Linked DNA regions of Homo sapiens: region 2 is linked to region 1. The links are chromatin contacts, found by Hi-C or POLR2A ChIA-PET in ENCODE. All regions are on one chromosome and are shown on one strand. The core of a region is the stretch at or near the end of the contact, and the rest is flanking DNA. Distances in the headings are between cores, read along the strand shown. Region 1 overlaps TULP4 (TUB like protein 4). Region 2 has its middle 14 kb from the start of TMEM181.

The links. Hi-C counts contacts between places; a loop is a spot of excess contacts on that map. ChIA-PET counts read pairs that join two places held with the same protein, here RNA polymerase II (POLR2A). Pooled maps may share reads with other maps.
Region 2: a map of endothelial cell of hepatic sinusoid shows a loop between it and region 1 (5-fold over the local background). The contact joins two enhancer-like sites. A Hi-C loop is called at or near these places in 2 of 168 maps with a recorded cell type or tissue (B cell and endothelial cell of hepatic sinusoid) and 1 of 50 pooled maps. POLR2A ChIA-PET finds 5 or more read pairs at or near these places in 2 of 52 experiments (H1 and activated CD4-positive, alpha-beta T cell).

What each region holds. Positions count from the first base shown.
Region 1 is chr6:158,479,535-158,486,939 of GRCh38, forward strand. TULP4 (TUB like protein 4) reads left to right here. Exons shown (of 14, transcript NM_020245.5): 7 at 217-441; 8 at 1,521-1,755. Among named protein-coding and RNA genes, the nearest start is that of TMEM181, 77 kb to the right of the region's middle. RefSeq lists an enhancer at 1-318. Within about 2 kb of position 2,482, at least 4 of the 41 ENCODE cell types and tissues checked have a DNase peak (open chromatin) inside an H3K27ac peak, as active enhancers do.
Region 2 is chr6:158,542,045-158,549,449 of GRCh38, forward strand. It overlaps a transcript of TMEM181 not described here. Among named protein-coding and RNA genes, the nearest start is that of TMEM181, 14 kb to the right of the region's middle. RefSeq lists an enhancer at 1,513-1,807 and a silencer at 6,393-6,687. Within about 2 kb of position 3,472, at least 3 of the 41 ENCODE cell types and tissues checked have a DNase peak (open chromatin) inside an H3K27ac peak, as active enhancers do.

The sequences.
Region 1 (7,405 bases), core at 1,232-3,731:
TGACAGCCTTATGCCACCATGCCCAGCCCTCTAGCCAATTTTCAATAAACATACTGAATTTTCGTAATATAGTGTCTAACATTCTCTACTGTGCTTTTAAAACCAGTATTCTCAAAACAGCTTATTTTATTTTGCTCGAGACAAGTGTGCATTATCCCTTTTTGCTTCCCACAAGAGCAAAAGCTTAAGCATTGTCTTCCCTTCACTTCCTGCCAGCGCCCCATCATCTCCATCTGCTGGGGTCACCGGGATTCGAGGCTGTTGATGGCATCAGGACCAGCCCTGTACGTGGTGCGTGTGGAGCACCGGGTGTCCAGCCTGCAGCTGCTGTGCCAGCAGGCCATCGCCAGCACCTTGCGTGAGGACAAGGACGTCAGCAAGCTGACTCTGCCCCCCCGCCTCTGCTCCTACCTCTCCACTGCCTTCATCCCCACCATCAAGGTAAAGCCCTCCACCCCTCCCTCTTCCTCCTCCCTCACCTGTGCTGGCTCCCCACAGAGCCAGGGCAGAGACAGGTGAGGGTACCAGAGTGAGCACATGGGGCCATGTGCAGCTGTGCAGGATCCTGTCATGTGCTGCCAGGTCTGCAGTCTGTCGAAGCATCATGGTCCATGTCCATGAGAGATTTGCCCTGTGTGGTGGCTGTTATCTTTCTCATGGCAAAGCTGGTATTCCTGGACTTCTGTGTCCCTCTGATGATCAAAGGAGTGACCATTATTCAGCATTTCCTATATACTAAGCATTGCACCAGTTAATTTTTAGAAATCTGTCTTGTTCAGTCCTGACTTCCTGACAGATGCCATTATTCGCATTTAAGGAAGCAGGAAACAAGTTAGGAGAAGTTAAGTAACTTGCTCCCTAGCTGGTTAGGGGGACAGTCAGGATTAGACCCACCCCAGTTCTAGGGCCTGCTCTCAGCACTGCTGAGGAGGGCCACTCCAGCCAGCACTCAGCGTCAGCCACCTTTTATACCAGTGGGAACTCTAGAAGGTAGCATGTAGAATGCATCTGCCAGTTGCTGTTCAAGTGTGGGTCCCCCTAACCTTGGGTTTTCCCAAGTGGTTCTCTTTTATATTCTGTCTCTCTTCTTCTGAGTAGCAGACCCATTTGTTGGTTACTTTTTTCCTGAAACATCAAAGTTTTAGAATCTGTTGGGTTGTTTTTTTTTCCTAAGTTGCCTTACACTATTGATTCTACACGAGCAGATCTCAACACCGGTGTATTATATAGCATTGGAAAATACAGGTGCCCAAGGCTGCCCCTGTGGATCCTGATTTCATTGTCTGATGTGGGATCCTGGTTTAGATATGCTTCGAAAGCTTGCAGGAGATTCTCACATGCTCCTACCATTGCAAACCACTGTTCTACACCACATAGTTACCCTCTTCCCCAGGCCCCCAGCCTGTGCTCTGTCTGGAACAGTAGCGTTTTTAGTTGACCTGCCCCCGTGCCCACTCTCTTTCCCTCTCTCTCTGCCTCTCTGGAGTCCCAGCTCTTCATTTTCTTCCTGTATCCTCCAGCCCCCAATTCCAGATCCGAACAACATGAGAGACTTTGTCAGCTACCCATCAGCCGGCAACGAGCGGCTGCACTGCACCATGAAGCGCACAGAGGACGACCCGGAGGTGGGCGGCCCGTGCTACACGCTCTACCTGGAGTACCTGGGCGGGCTTGTGCCCATCCTCAAAGGGCGGCGCATCAGCAAGCTGCGGCCAGAGTTCGTCATCATGGACCCGCGGACAGATAGCAAACCAGGTGGGCCCCTCACCCGAGGGACTGGGACCTTGTTCTCCTGTGGTCATGGGCTGTTAACGCCTTACACCCCATGCAAAGAGAATGTCTGCTAATGAAACGTGAGCCTGTGGGGGCTAGTGTGGAACATCCTTGAAGCTACGACATTTCCAGAATCCCATTGAAATGAACAGTTCTCTAAATGTACTTTTTGACAGGTTTTTAATCATATTCCATGGGCAGTGGATAGCTGGGCGGTGGATAGATGAACCAGGCAAGGGGAAGTTGGCGCAGTCCTCCTGGGAGTGAGGGTTTCCTCTTCACAGTTACCGAGTATTCATCGAGTGCCTTCATGTAATATTGAGACAACTTGAAAATAATAACAAGATACAGTCCCTACCCTCCCAGAGTGGATGATAAAATTGAAATCAAACCTTCAGCCTCCTACCCCTCCCTAGTCTACTGTTAACTGCTTTTTACCTGATTGCTAATGACAATGTTTTGCTCATCCATAAAGATGTTGGTATGAGTCACCCTTTTCTTCTAAAAACCTTTCCCTGCAGTGATTTTCATTGCTCAGTTAATGTATTCAAGATGCTCCCTGCACATCTCTCTGGGATCCTAGATTGTAAGCTTCAGAGGGAAGGGACTTTGTTCTTTTTTTGTGCCACTTGGTACTAGGCTAGTGTCCGTGCACCCATCAGTCACTGCCAGCTCAGTCTGCCACCTCCCTCTGAAACTTTGCCCATCACCTATGGCAGAACGAACAGCACGCTTAGTCATTGTGCTCCAGACGCTGCCCCGCTGAATCCTGTGGGCCTGGGGGGAGAGAACTGAGTCATCTTTGTGCCCTCAGTGGATTTGGATTTGTTTTCATTAGTTCATGCTTCCTCTCGCCACTTCCTCGCTCCAGTTTACTCTCCTGCCCATTAGTCTGGTCCCTGCCTCTCATTACGACCTGGAGCTAGCATGACCTGTGGCCTGACCAGTCACCCCAAGTCACAGTGTGGTGGGCTTGCTCACTCTCAACTTGTACTCAGCGCTGTACACAGGTGCCCCACCTCTGCCTGCCAGCCTTCATTTGTTCAGCATCGGCAGTGACACTCTACTACCCCTGCAAAACAGCAATACCACTTGTCAATATTAGATATTAGTCCGTTTTTTCTGTCTTTTGACTCGTGACAAGCTAGTACCAGGAACAAAGAAAGCAACTAGCAGAATTGGGGCTGGTAGGGAGGCAGACTGAAAGGAGGGAGAGGACAGATTCAGGAGGAAGGAAGGCACAGTGGGAAAAGCAGGAGAGAGAGAAGCGCATGTTCACGTGGGAGGGAAACATGGTTTCAGGGAAAAGGAGAAGGGCCACCAATGGTTAGAGATGACTGGGGTGGGGGCCGTGGGACAGGCCCTGAGCCCAGGTTTGCAGCAGATGTTCTCACTGATGTCAGTACCTCTAAGGTTACTCCCCTGGGTACAATTTTATAAAATCTGTATTGAGATTAAATGTTGGCGATAACTTAGGTGAAGAGCTTATTTCCTCATGTGTGCATAAATTCTTCACTGAAGAAGACGGACCGGAGGCTGTGCTGTGGAGTACCCAAGGACTGGGCTTGCTTGAATCTGACCCGACTACGCCAAATGCCTGCTCTTCCTTCCGGTTCATGTTTATCAGCTCGTATCAAACACAGACCCACTCATTTGCGCACAATCCTTTCAGGGAATAAGATGTTGTATTTTTATAATTAAAAGAATTAAAAGCTATAAAACAAAGCACATTGACAGATATTTAGTCAGTGCCTACCTTGTGTGGGGTACTTGAGTCTCCTGCTATTATTAAGTAATACCAGGTCATCTCTGCTTTTAAGGAGTTTCTAAACCCTTTTGGGTGATAAGACAATGTAAGCACTTGAAAAGTTTAATTAAAAAGTCAAGATTTAAATACCTGATGACAAAAATAGAGGATATGTCACAAGGCACAATATAACTAATTGCACCTGAATGGCATATATAAACTATTTCAGAGGTGGAAAAGAGTCCCTGACATTGAGAAAACAGGAATTTCTTTTTTCTTTTTATTGGGGGGATGGAGGGACAGGGTCTTGCTCTGATGCCCAGGCTGCAGTGCAGTGGTGCCATTACAGCTCACTACAGCCTTGACCTCCCAGGTTCAAGCGATCCTCCCACCTCAGCCTCCTGGGCAGCTGGGGCTACAGGTGTGCACCACACTTGCTAATTTTTGTATTTTTTGTAGAGACAGGGTTTTACCATGTTGCCCAGGCTGATAAACTCCTGGGTTCCAGTAGTCCTCCGCCTTGGCCTCCCAAAGTGCTAGGAACCACCATGCCTGTCCCCAAATTTCTTATCATTAAAAGCTGATTAACTCATTGAGGCCGCCATATCATTGTTTCTCAAAATGTGTTCCATGCACCACCACCCCCATGCAAATCACCTGGGATGCTTATTTAAATACACGTTCCTAGGCTTACCCTTAGATTACGATTCATTAGGGCTGGGGTGGGGCCTACAAACATGCGACTTAATGGGTTTCCCAGGTGGTTTTTATGCACTAAAGTTTGTGATCCACTGTCAAGTGACTTGGCAGATATGTTCCTCAAAATCACCAGTGTGTATTTTTATACCAGATACCATGAGTCCCAGTAGTTTTTTTTTTTTTCAGACAGGGTCTCACGGTGTCTCCCAGGCTGGAGTGCAGTAGTACAATCATGGCTCATTGCAGCCTTGAACTCCTAGGCTCAAGCAACCCTCCCACTTCAGCCTCCAAGTAGCTAGGATCGCAGGTGTGCACCACCACACCTGGCTAATTTTTTAATTTTTTTTTTATTTTTGTGGAGGTGGGGGCTCCATGTGTTGCCCAGGCTGGTCTCACCTCCTGGATTCAAGATCCTCCAGCACTGGCCTCCCATAGTGCTGGGATCATAGGTGTGAGCCACCATGCCCAGCTGCTTCCCTCCACCACCCCCACCCATTGTTTTTTAAAAGGAGGCAGGGTCTTACTCTGTCACCCAGACTGGAGTGCAGTGGTATGATCATAGTGCACTTTTTTTTTTTGTAGAGACAGGGTCTCACCGTGTTTCCCAGGCTGGTCTTAAACTTCTGATCTCAAGAAATCCTCCTGCCTCGGTCGCCAAAGTGCTGGGATTTACAGACATGCTATTGCACCTGGCCCACACATTTTCTAAAGGAATCTTTAGCCAGAGCTTGCTATAGACTGACTTGTGTTGCCCTAAAATTCATATATTGAAGTCCAGACCCCTAGTGTGAAGGTAGGACATTTAGGGGAGATTAAGGTAAAAGGAGTTCATATAGGTGGATCCTGATCTGATTTAGTTACTGGCCTTAAAGAAAAGAAGGAGAAAGAGATCTCTCACCACGCACGTGCACCAAGGAGAGGACATATGAGGACACAGCGAAAAGACAGCTGTCTGCAAGCCGGGGGCAAAGCCTTCACCAGGAAGCAGGCGTTGTCACCCTAACCTTGAGACTGCTCAGCCTCCATAATCGAATGGACCAGTTATTTAGCGCGTGCGCCTGTGTGTGTGCACGCACGCTTGTGCGTACACACGTGCTCTTGCATACACACACGCATAATACTGGTTTTGTTTTTCTGGAGAACCCTGACTAATACAGATTTTGGATCCAGGAAATGGGTATTGCTGTAACAAATCTCTAAACATGTGGAAGAAGCTTTGGAACTGGGTAATGGATATAGGCTAGAAGAGTTTTGAGGTGGATGCTAGAAATACGGATGTTAAGGGCAATTCTGGTGAGGTCTTAGTTGGAAATGAGGAACATACTGAAAACTGGATGAAAGGTGATCCTATAAAGCAGCAAAGGATTTGAGTAAACTGTGTTTACTGTTTCATGGAAGGTAGAACTTGCAAGTGATTAAACTGGATATGTAACTGAAGAGATTTGTAAGCAAAGTGTTGAAGGAGCAGTTTGGTTCCTCCTGATGGCTTATAGTAAAATGCAAAAGGAGAAAGATGAATGGAAGAAGGAATTGTTAAGATAAAAGATGAAGATTTAGATTTAGAAAATATTTAGACTATTCATATTGCAAAAAATAAGTATTAAGTACATTTTGAAGAAAATACCAAAGTTATGGCTGGACTCTCATTTGATAAAGCGCTTATGAAATTATATGAGCAGAGACACTGCCAGTTTGAACTGTAGTGGATGGAAACAGGATGAAAGGAAGGAGAGAGGCTGTTGGACTTCTTAGCTTTGACCAGCTGGGATGATGGAGCTGTTTGGCCACTAACATGCACTATTCTTCAAGAAGAAAGAAAAATAACCTTGAAAGTGATTCAGAGATCATTAGGTCCACCTCCTCAGTTTCAGCAGGCCAGATGGCCTTTGCACAGAGCCTTGTGGGCAGAGCCATGGGGGCAGGATCCCTGCCAGAGTTAGGAGGGTGATGCTGACACCCCAGTAGGCCTGGAGGACAGGATATCAAACCAAAGAAGACTCCACTCAAGCCTCAAAATTCAATGGAATTTTCTTTGCGAGATTTGGGATTTGCTTGGAACCTGTCACCACTTTCGTACTTCCAGTGTCTCCTTTTTGGAATGGGAATGTCTATTCTATGCCTGTCCCACAATTGTATTTTGGAAGCACATAACTTCTCTAGTTTCACAGGTTCACAGCTGGAGAGCAGTTTTGCTTCAGGATGAATTGTACCTCAGGTCCCATCCATACTGGATTTAGGTGACAATTTAAATGAGATTCTGGACTTTAGAGTTGATATTGAAATAAGTTAAGACTTTGGGGGTTTTGGGAATAGAATGAATATATTTTGCATGGGAGAAGAACATGAATCTGAGAGTGGCCAGGAGTCCTGTGGACTGAATTGTGCCCCCACGTCACCCCCAAAATTCATATTGGGAAGTCCTGACTCCCAATGTGACTGTATTTGGAGTTAGGACTTACAGGGGGGAGTTAAAATTAAATGAGATCTTAAGGGAGGTCCTAATCTGATAGGACAGTTGGCCTTATAAGAAGACAAGGACTAACTAACGCCTGTGATCCCAGTGCTTTGGAAGGCCAAATCACAAGGTAAGGAGATCAAGACCATCCTGGCTAACAAGGTGAAACCCCATCTCTACTAAAAATATAAAAAATTAGCCGGGCGTGGTGGCGGGTGCATGTAGTCCCAGCTACTCAGGAGGCTGAGGCAGGAGAATGGCGTGAACCTGGGAGGCGGAGCTTGCAGTGAGCCGAGATCGCGCCACTGCACTCCAGCCTGGGTGACAGAGCAAGACTCGTCTCAAAAAAAAAGGCAAGGAAAGAGCTCTTTCTTCATGCACATACACTGAGTAGAGGCCACCTGCAAGCCAGGAAGACAGCGTTCCCCAGAATCTAATCATTCTGGCGCCCTAGTCTTGGACTTTCAGCCTCCAGAGTATGAGGAAACAATTTCTATTATTGGAGCCACCCAAGTCTGTGGTATTTTGTTATCGTAGCCTGAGCAGATTTAGAGTGTATATTTAAAAGCCATTAAAACCGTTTTTAAAGATTTTATTTTAAAAATATATCTAATTCAGGAAGCTGGGCACAGTGGCTCACCCCTGTAATCCCAGCACTTTGGGAGGCCAAGGCGGGAGGATTGCCTGAGCTCAGTAGTTCAAGACCAGCCTGGGCAACACGGTGAAACCCT
Region 2 (7,405 bases), core at 2,222-4,721, 64 kb after region 1:
ACAGGCATGCGCCACTATGCGTGGCTAATTTTTGTTTTTTTTAGTAGAGATGGGGCTTCATCATGATGCCCAGGCTGGTCTCGAACCCCTGACCTCAAGCGATCCGCCCACCTTGGCCTCCCAAATTGCAGGGATTACAAGTGTGAGCCACTGCACCCGGCCTAGATATTCTTTTAATCACACAGCCAGAGGCTAACATATTCTGAATCTCACGTATAGTATTGGGCATTTTTATGTCTATAATGGACATCTCTTGAATTATATTTTGTCAGATACTAAAGTTGTTACTCCGTTATTGAGTCCTTACTATGTACTGAGTACTGGACCAAGTGTTTACATGCATCATCTTATATAATCTTCCCGACAACCCTCAGAGGAAAATGAAGTCTAGCAAGACCAAGTAACTTGTTCGAGGTTGCACTTTAGAACCAGAATTCAAACCCAAGTCTGTATCGTATGCACTTACCAGAGCTCTTCCTGGTGTTTACCTAGGCTTAATTATTTCTTTGTGTACCTTGGGGTAAGCGGAGCTATTGCCCATACAGCAGAGTGTGGGTTTCTTTTTGTTGTTTGTTTTTGAGGCAGAGTCTTGCTCTGTTGCCCAGGCTAGAATGCAGTGACGTGACCTCGGCTCACTACAACCTACACCTCCTGGGTTCAAGCAATTCTTGTGCCTCAGCCTCCTGAGTAGCTGGGACTACATGCGTGGACCACCACACCTGGCTAATTTTTGTATTTTTAGTAGAGAAGGGGTTTCACCATGTTGCCCAGGCTGGTCTCGAACTGCTGACCTCGGAATCTGCCTGCCTCGGCCTCCAGAGTGGTTTTTTTTTTTTTTTTTTTTTTTTTGAGACAGAGTTTTGCTCAGTCACCCAGGCTGGAGTGCAGTGGCGTGATCTCAGCTCACTGCAACCTCCACCTCCCAGGTTCAAATGATTCTCCTGCTTCAGCCTCCCGAGTAGCTGGGACTACAGGTGCGTGCCACCACGCCTGGCTAATTTTTTGTATTTTTAGTAGAGATGAGGTTTTACCGTGTTAGCCAGGATAGTTTCGATCTCCTGACCTCGTGGTCTGCTTGCCTCAGCCTCCCAAAGTGCTGGGATTACAGGTGTGAGCCACCTCGCCTGGCCTCAGAGTATGTTTATTTAAGCCACGTCTCGCTCTGAATTGAGAGGAAAAAATAAAGATATAATTTCCTGGATAGCAGAGCAGGTATAAGCATCCCATCTGTTCTTCCTGGTCATCATCCGGCTGGAAGGATGACGCAGTTCTGGCAACTGAAAGACCATCCTTTGCCAGAGGAGGACAGGCCTCAAGTCTGGTGGAACACCTGAAGCTTGAAGTGGACCTCGTTCCCCAGATATGGAAGCTGGGGCTCTGGAGCCGCCTTCTAGGGCTGCGGTAAGAAAACACCACAGCCTGCAGGGCTCAAGCAACAGGGATGTATCGTCTCCTGGTTCTAAGGCCAGAAGTCCGAAATCCAGGTGTTGGCAGAGTTGTCTCCTCCTGAGGGACATTCTGTCCCAGGCCTTTTCTCCGGCTTCTGGTAGCTTCAGGCTTGGCTTGTAGATGTCTATCATCTCCCTGTGTCTTCACATCGTCTTCCTTCTATGTGTGTTTGTGTCCAAATCTCCCCTTTTTATAAGGACATCAGTCACACTGGATTTAGGGCCCGCCTTAATGACCTCATTTTAGCTTGCTCGTCTGCCAAGGCCTTATCACCAAATAAGGCCACGTTCACAGGCACTGGGGGTTAGGACTTCAGCATCTTTTTGGGGACACAAGCCACACCATAACAGGCTTTCCTTGAAAAGAACAGCTCATGTGTTGATACAGGGCTATGGATTTTGGCTCCTCTCTGCCAATATTTTCTAAGCGTAGCAGCCGAATGCTTGATGAACAAGAGTCAGGAGGACTAGGCAGGTCCTGGCTTAGATCGGCCGCTGTGCTTATTGGAAATCGGGTCTGCACATCTTATAGGATGATCTCAGATCCCTCCTGGCTCTAAAACGGAGATAGCAGACTGATAGTGCAGCTGTGTCTGGATCAGGGTGGCTCCGTCTCCCCGGCAGAGGTGTCTGAAACCTTCACTGTGTCACCTGAGTTGCCTGAGGTTTCTCAGGTGCAAATTGGAGAGAGTGTGTGTGTGTGTGTGTGTGTGTGTGTGTGTGTGTTGGGGTGAGGGAGAGTATGCAATGAAGGCAGAGGAAACAGGCTCTGGCCTAGCTCAGGAGCTGTTGGGTCAGAGATATGGTGCTCAGCGCATCCTGGCTTGAAAGTCTAGTGTTCCAGGAAACCCCTCCGTCCCAGAAAAATCAGGATGGTTGGTCAACCTAAAGGTGGATCAGGACACAAGGAGCCACTCCAGGTTAAGCCAGGCTGGGTGAGGCAGGGTTGGAGACTCAAGACAGATGAGCCGTCTGCTGGGGTAGTGTGTGTGTGCTGGGGTATCACGGTCACGTAGCGGGCAGAAGGCGGCTGAAAGCTAGCTGAACAGTGCAGAAAGGGACGGGGCGCTCATTTCCCCAATTTCTTCAGCCTCAGTGGCATTCCCTTCCATGAGCCTCGGGGCAAACCCCTGAGCTCTTGCGCTCTGGGGTCTTGGTCTTCCCGCCTTCCTTCCGGCTGGCTGGTTCTCTTGCTCTTCTTGGCTCAGTCTTCATCACCCCCTCCCCTGCTCAATGGACAGCTCCCTGTAAGGCCTGCCCACGCCTCAGGGCTGTGCTTCTCAGAGGAGAACTCCCTCCTGCTCTTTTTATAACAGGGACTATGTTGTAGTCCCTCTTTTCCTATCCCGAAATGAAATTCCTTGAGAACGTCATACATGCTTCCATAACTTAAAAAAATTAAATTACCCTAAATGTCTTCTGAACAAGCAATGAAAGAAAAGTAATTTATAAGAAATAGCATGCATTTCAACGTGAAAATGCCCTGGCAAGACTACCCTAAAAGGAAAACGCCCCGGGGTGACGGTTTAGGAAGCTGGCACCTTAGAGCCGCACAGGGAGAGGATGCTGCCCACCGCTCAGGGGCCAGGCAGCTCTCCAGGCCCCGTTCCCCTGCGGCTTGCTCAGCCGTGGGCTGCAGGGCACTGCTATGCCTACTCCGAACGTTTCTGCACCAGCGTTCCCGCTACACCCCGCTTTCTTCCTTACCCCATGTTTACTGGAGTTGTGAGGTTTAGGCCACACTTAGGAAATCAGGACAAAGCCCCATTGTTCTGCATGTTCAAGGCCCTAGCAGAGGATTTATTTGCGACCCTGGGACCCACAACGGCACAGAATCATCACGTGCCTGGGACTGGCCTCCCCTGGCCTTGTCCTGACTTGGAAAGTCGTGGCAAGTGACGGATCTCGCTGGAGCAGCGCTTGTTTTGCTACATAGGAAGCAGCTTGAGCGAAGGGCTGATCGCCTGCCTCTGGGAGCAGAGCTCTGAAGGCGTGAGGCAGGCTCGTCATGAGCAACGCCGCCCGCTTTTCCAGCTGCTGTGGGATGCAGGGGCACGTGGCGGGTGGGCGTTGTCCTGCCTTCTCTGCCTTCTGGGGCATGAAGGAACCGGACAGAACTTGGAAACATGCTGTAAGGGGGCATGGCTGCACTCTTTCCATTCTTTTTTAGTTTTTTTTTTTTTGGTGGTGGTTGTCTTGTTTTTTAGAGATGGGGTCTCACTACGTTGCCCAGGTTGGAGTGCAGTGGCTCCTCATAGTGCAGTCATGGTGCACTACAGTCTCGAACTTCTGGGCTCAAGTGATTCTGATTCTCCCACCTCAGCCTCCTGAATAACTGGAGCTCTGGCTTCCCATTCTTTTTAATACACCCCCATGGCTAGGAAAGTGCCCTCTGCGCTGTGTTTGTTCATGGTGGAGTACATCCAGCAAAGTAATCTTGGTTGTTTACTGTTGACTTTCAGCCTTCAAGTCTTGTGAGGACTTAAAGACGGAGTTTTGCTCGTAAGTGAAGATAATGACCAGTTTCCCTGGCTTATCTATCTGGCATGACCGGGGCAGTGTTTCTGATGTATAAACCCATGCTCTTCGGTGAACAGAGCCCCCAGTTTAGGATTCAGGCTGACAGAGATTACTTCCTATTCCATCTGGAAAGGTCAAGCATGCTCCTGCCTCGTGGTGACAAGCTGGGAGCTCCAGAACCCGTGTTCTTCCAGTGGAGACTGTCCTCAGCTTCTGCAAGCGGAAATGCAAAACCAAATACCCTCCCCTCAGGCTGCAGTAGGAATGAGAACATATTAGAACTTTGCTGTAGTTCTCATCATTGGCAGCTATGTCAGGGACAGCTAGAGGCATTGATAGGCACTTTATAAAGATATGGCACTACAGCATTTAAGACCATTGGTTGCAAGTATTAGTTTCAGCCAAAAAGGGTACACATGACGAGAATACAGGGATCATTCACAGACCAAAGGGCAAAAATAGAACTGAACCCCAGGAAGGAGCTGGAGCTGAAACTGAACCCCAGGAAGGAGTTGGAGCTGAAACTGAACCCCAGGAAGGAGCTGATGTGGCATGGATTCCATGGGTTCATCTTCTAGATCTCTCTTGCCAATGCCCTGAACTGTGGGTTATCAAATTTACTGTACACTAGAATCCCTTAGGGAGCTTTAAAAATACTGATGCCAGCCAGGCGCGATGGCGCACACCTGTAATCCCAGCACTTTGGGAGGCCCAGGTGGGCGGATCACAAGGGTCAGGAGTTCGAGACCAGCCTGGCCAATATGGTGTGAAACCCCATCTCTACTAAAAATACAAAAATTAGCAGGGCGTGGTGGTGGGCGCCTGTAGTCCCAGCTGCTTGTGAGGCTGAGGCCGGAGAATCATTTGAACCCGGGAGGTGGAGGTTGCAGTGAGCCGAGATTGCACCACTGCACTCCAGCCTGGGCGACACAGCGAGACTCCATCTCAAAAACAAAAACAAACAAACAAATAAAGAATACTGATGCCAGCTGGGCGCAGTGGCACACGCCTGTAATCCCAGCACTTTGGGAGGCTGAGGTGGGCAGATCACTTGAGATCAGGAGTTCAAGACCAGCCTGGCCAACATGGCGACGCTTCATCTCTACAAAAAACACAGGAATTAGCTGGCCGTGGTGGCATGTGCCTGTAGTCCCAGCTACTTAGGAAGCTGAGGTGGGAGGGTTATCTGAGCCTGGGAACTCGAGGCTGCAGTGAACCATGATTGTGCCACTGCACTTCAGCCTGGGCAACAGAGTGAGACCCTGTCTCTAAATAAATAAATACAGAAATACAGACGCCTAAGCCCTGCTTCAGATCTGCCTCAGTTGGTTTGGGGTTTAGCCTGAGCACTGGGTTTTTTTTAAAGCTCCCCAGGTGATTCTAGCTTCTGCAGATACTGAGACCCACTGTCTTAAACTAGTTTGCTTCTCTGTCTTTTCGTCTCATCTGTCCTGGGGCTCCCAGTCTCTGATCAGTACAAATACTCTCATGCTTACGCCACCCATTCAGCAGGAGGAAAGTGCCACCAGGCAGGCGCTCTTGGAAGTCACCATTGACACAGGGTCTCCCCCCTCAGCTGGGGCCTCAGCGAAGCCCTGAAATCCTGCTAGCTTTTCCCAGGCTGCTCATTTCTCCAGACTTTGTAACAACGATTCCAGACCTTCTCCACCTCTTTGCACTGGATCTAGTTGACAGGCCCCCCAGGCCCCCTTGGTCCTGCCCATATCCACCTCCCGTCTCCCACCCTGCCCCCGGGCCACTGGTCCCTGGCCTTGCCTCCCGACCTGACCTCCTGGTGCAGGCCCCAGAAGTTGCGGTGAGTCGATATCACGCCATTGCACTCCGGCCTGGGCAACAAGAGCAAAACTCTGTCTCAAAAAAAAAAAAAAAAAAAAAAAAAAGAGTCCTGACAAATAAGTTGGTGAAAGCCATGGAGAGAAGCAGTTCCCAGCCTCTGCCCCTTCCACCCCACAGACCAAAGAGCTGCTTTGGTGCTGACTGACATGGGGGCTCCTTCGCCCCACGCTGACTGAACTGGCAGCCACAGGCCTGGCTCCCCAGGGCTGCTTGAGGGCCAGGTAACATCACCTGGATGTGTAGGTCAGACTTTGGCCAAGGGTGACAGTGACTAGACAGAGCTAACAGATTGTTTCCGAACACAGTAGTTTGGAAATAAACCAGCCGTGTTTGTCCCGAAGCTCTGGCCCACGTGCACCCTCTGAAACGTACTCTCCAACCTCCTGTCTGACTCCATCCTCTCTCCTTCCTTCCCTGGGATTGTACCACTCCCAGTAAAATTGACATGGAAACTATTGCTCTAGGTTCTGTGTTTGAGGGAACCCAGCTGCTAAGACATTCTTTAAATGTTGAGATAATCTTGCCCGGTAACTCATAGAAAAACATGGGCCAGAAGGAGGGTGGCCAACGATCCTGGTTTGTCTGGGACTGAGGGCGTCTTCAGGACAGGGACTTTCAGTGCTCATACTTGGAAAGTCTCAGGCAAACCAGAATCAGCCAGCTGCTCTGGCCAGGTGGCAGGAATGCTCTCAGCTGCCACCTCCAGTCCTGCGCTCACTGGCCCTCCAGCTCCCTTCCTTTGTTCCAAGGGATGGTGTCCTCATTCTCTAAACAATGAGGAAATGGGTGTCTTATTGTGAGGCAGCCAGCAAGCCCAGGGCAGTCATTTGTTCAACACACAGGGGCTTGGTGTCTTTCTCTACCAGGCTGGGTGCCAGGTCCTGGAAAGAGGAGGACGAATAAAGGCTTGCACGGTGAAGTCATAGGAGACAATGATGGAGAGGCGCTGCTCAAACATTGAAAATAAAATACGTGTTTCGGTTTGATAGCTTGGGACTGATACTTAAAAACCACCCAAGGCAGAGAAGGTGAAGGGTGTTGGGAGGCTGGTGCCTCCTTCCTGGTCAGTACCCGGGGCTTGTGAGTGATGGCCTTGCTGTGCCAGAGAGGCAGGGAGGGGCCTGCTCTACTCACCAGGCTTTGTTATTGTAAATTCCAGAAACCAGCAGGGGCCACAGAAAATAGGGCATTTGCTTTAATGGTGGCAAAGGGGACAAAATGAGGGAAAATGTGCACACTTCTTTTTTTTTTTTTTTTTTTTTTTTTGAGACAGGGTCTCTCTCTGTTGCCCAGGCTGGAGCCCAGTGGCGCGATCACGGCTCACTGCAACCTCCGCCTCCCGGGTTCAAGCAATTCTTCTGCCTCAGCCTCCTGAGTAGCTGGGACTACAGGTGCGCCACTATGCCCGGCTGATTTTTGTATTTTTAGTAGAGACGGGGTTTCACCATATTGGCCAGGCTGGTCTCGAACTCCTGACGTCGTGATCCACCCGCCTTGGCCTCCCAAAGTACTGGGATCACAGGTGTGAGCCACTGTGCCTGGCCTACACTTCTTAACATATAGTAGTAGACTTTCAAGTG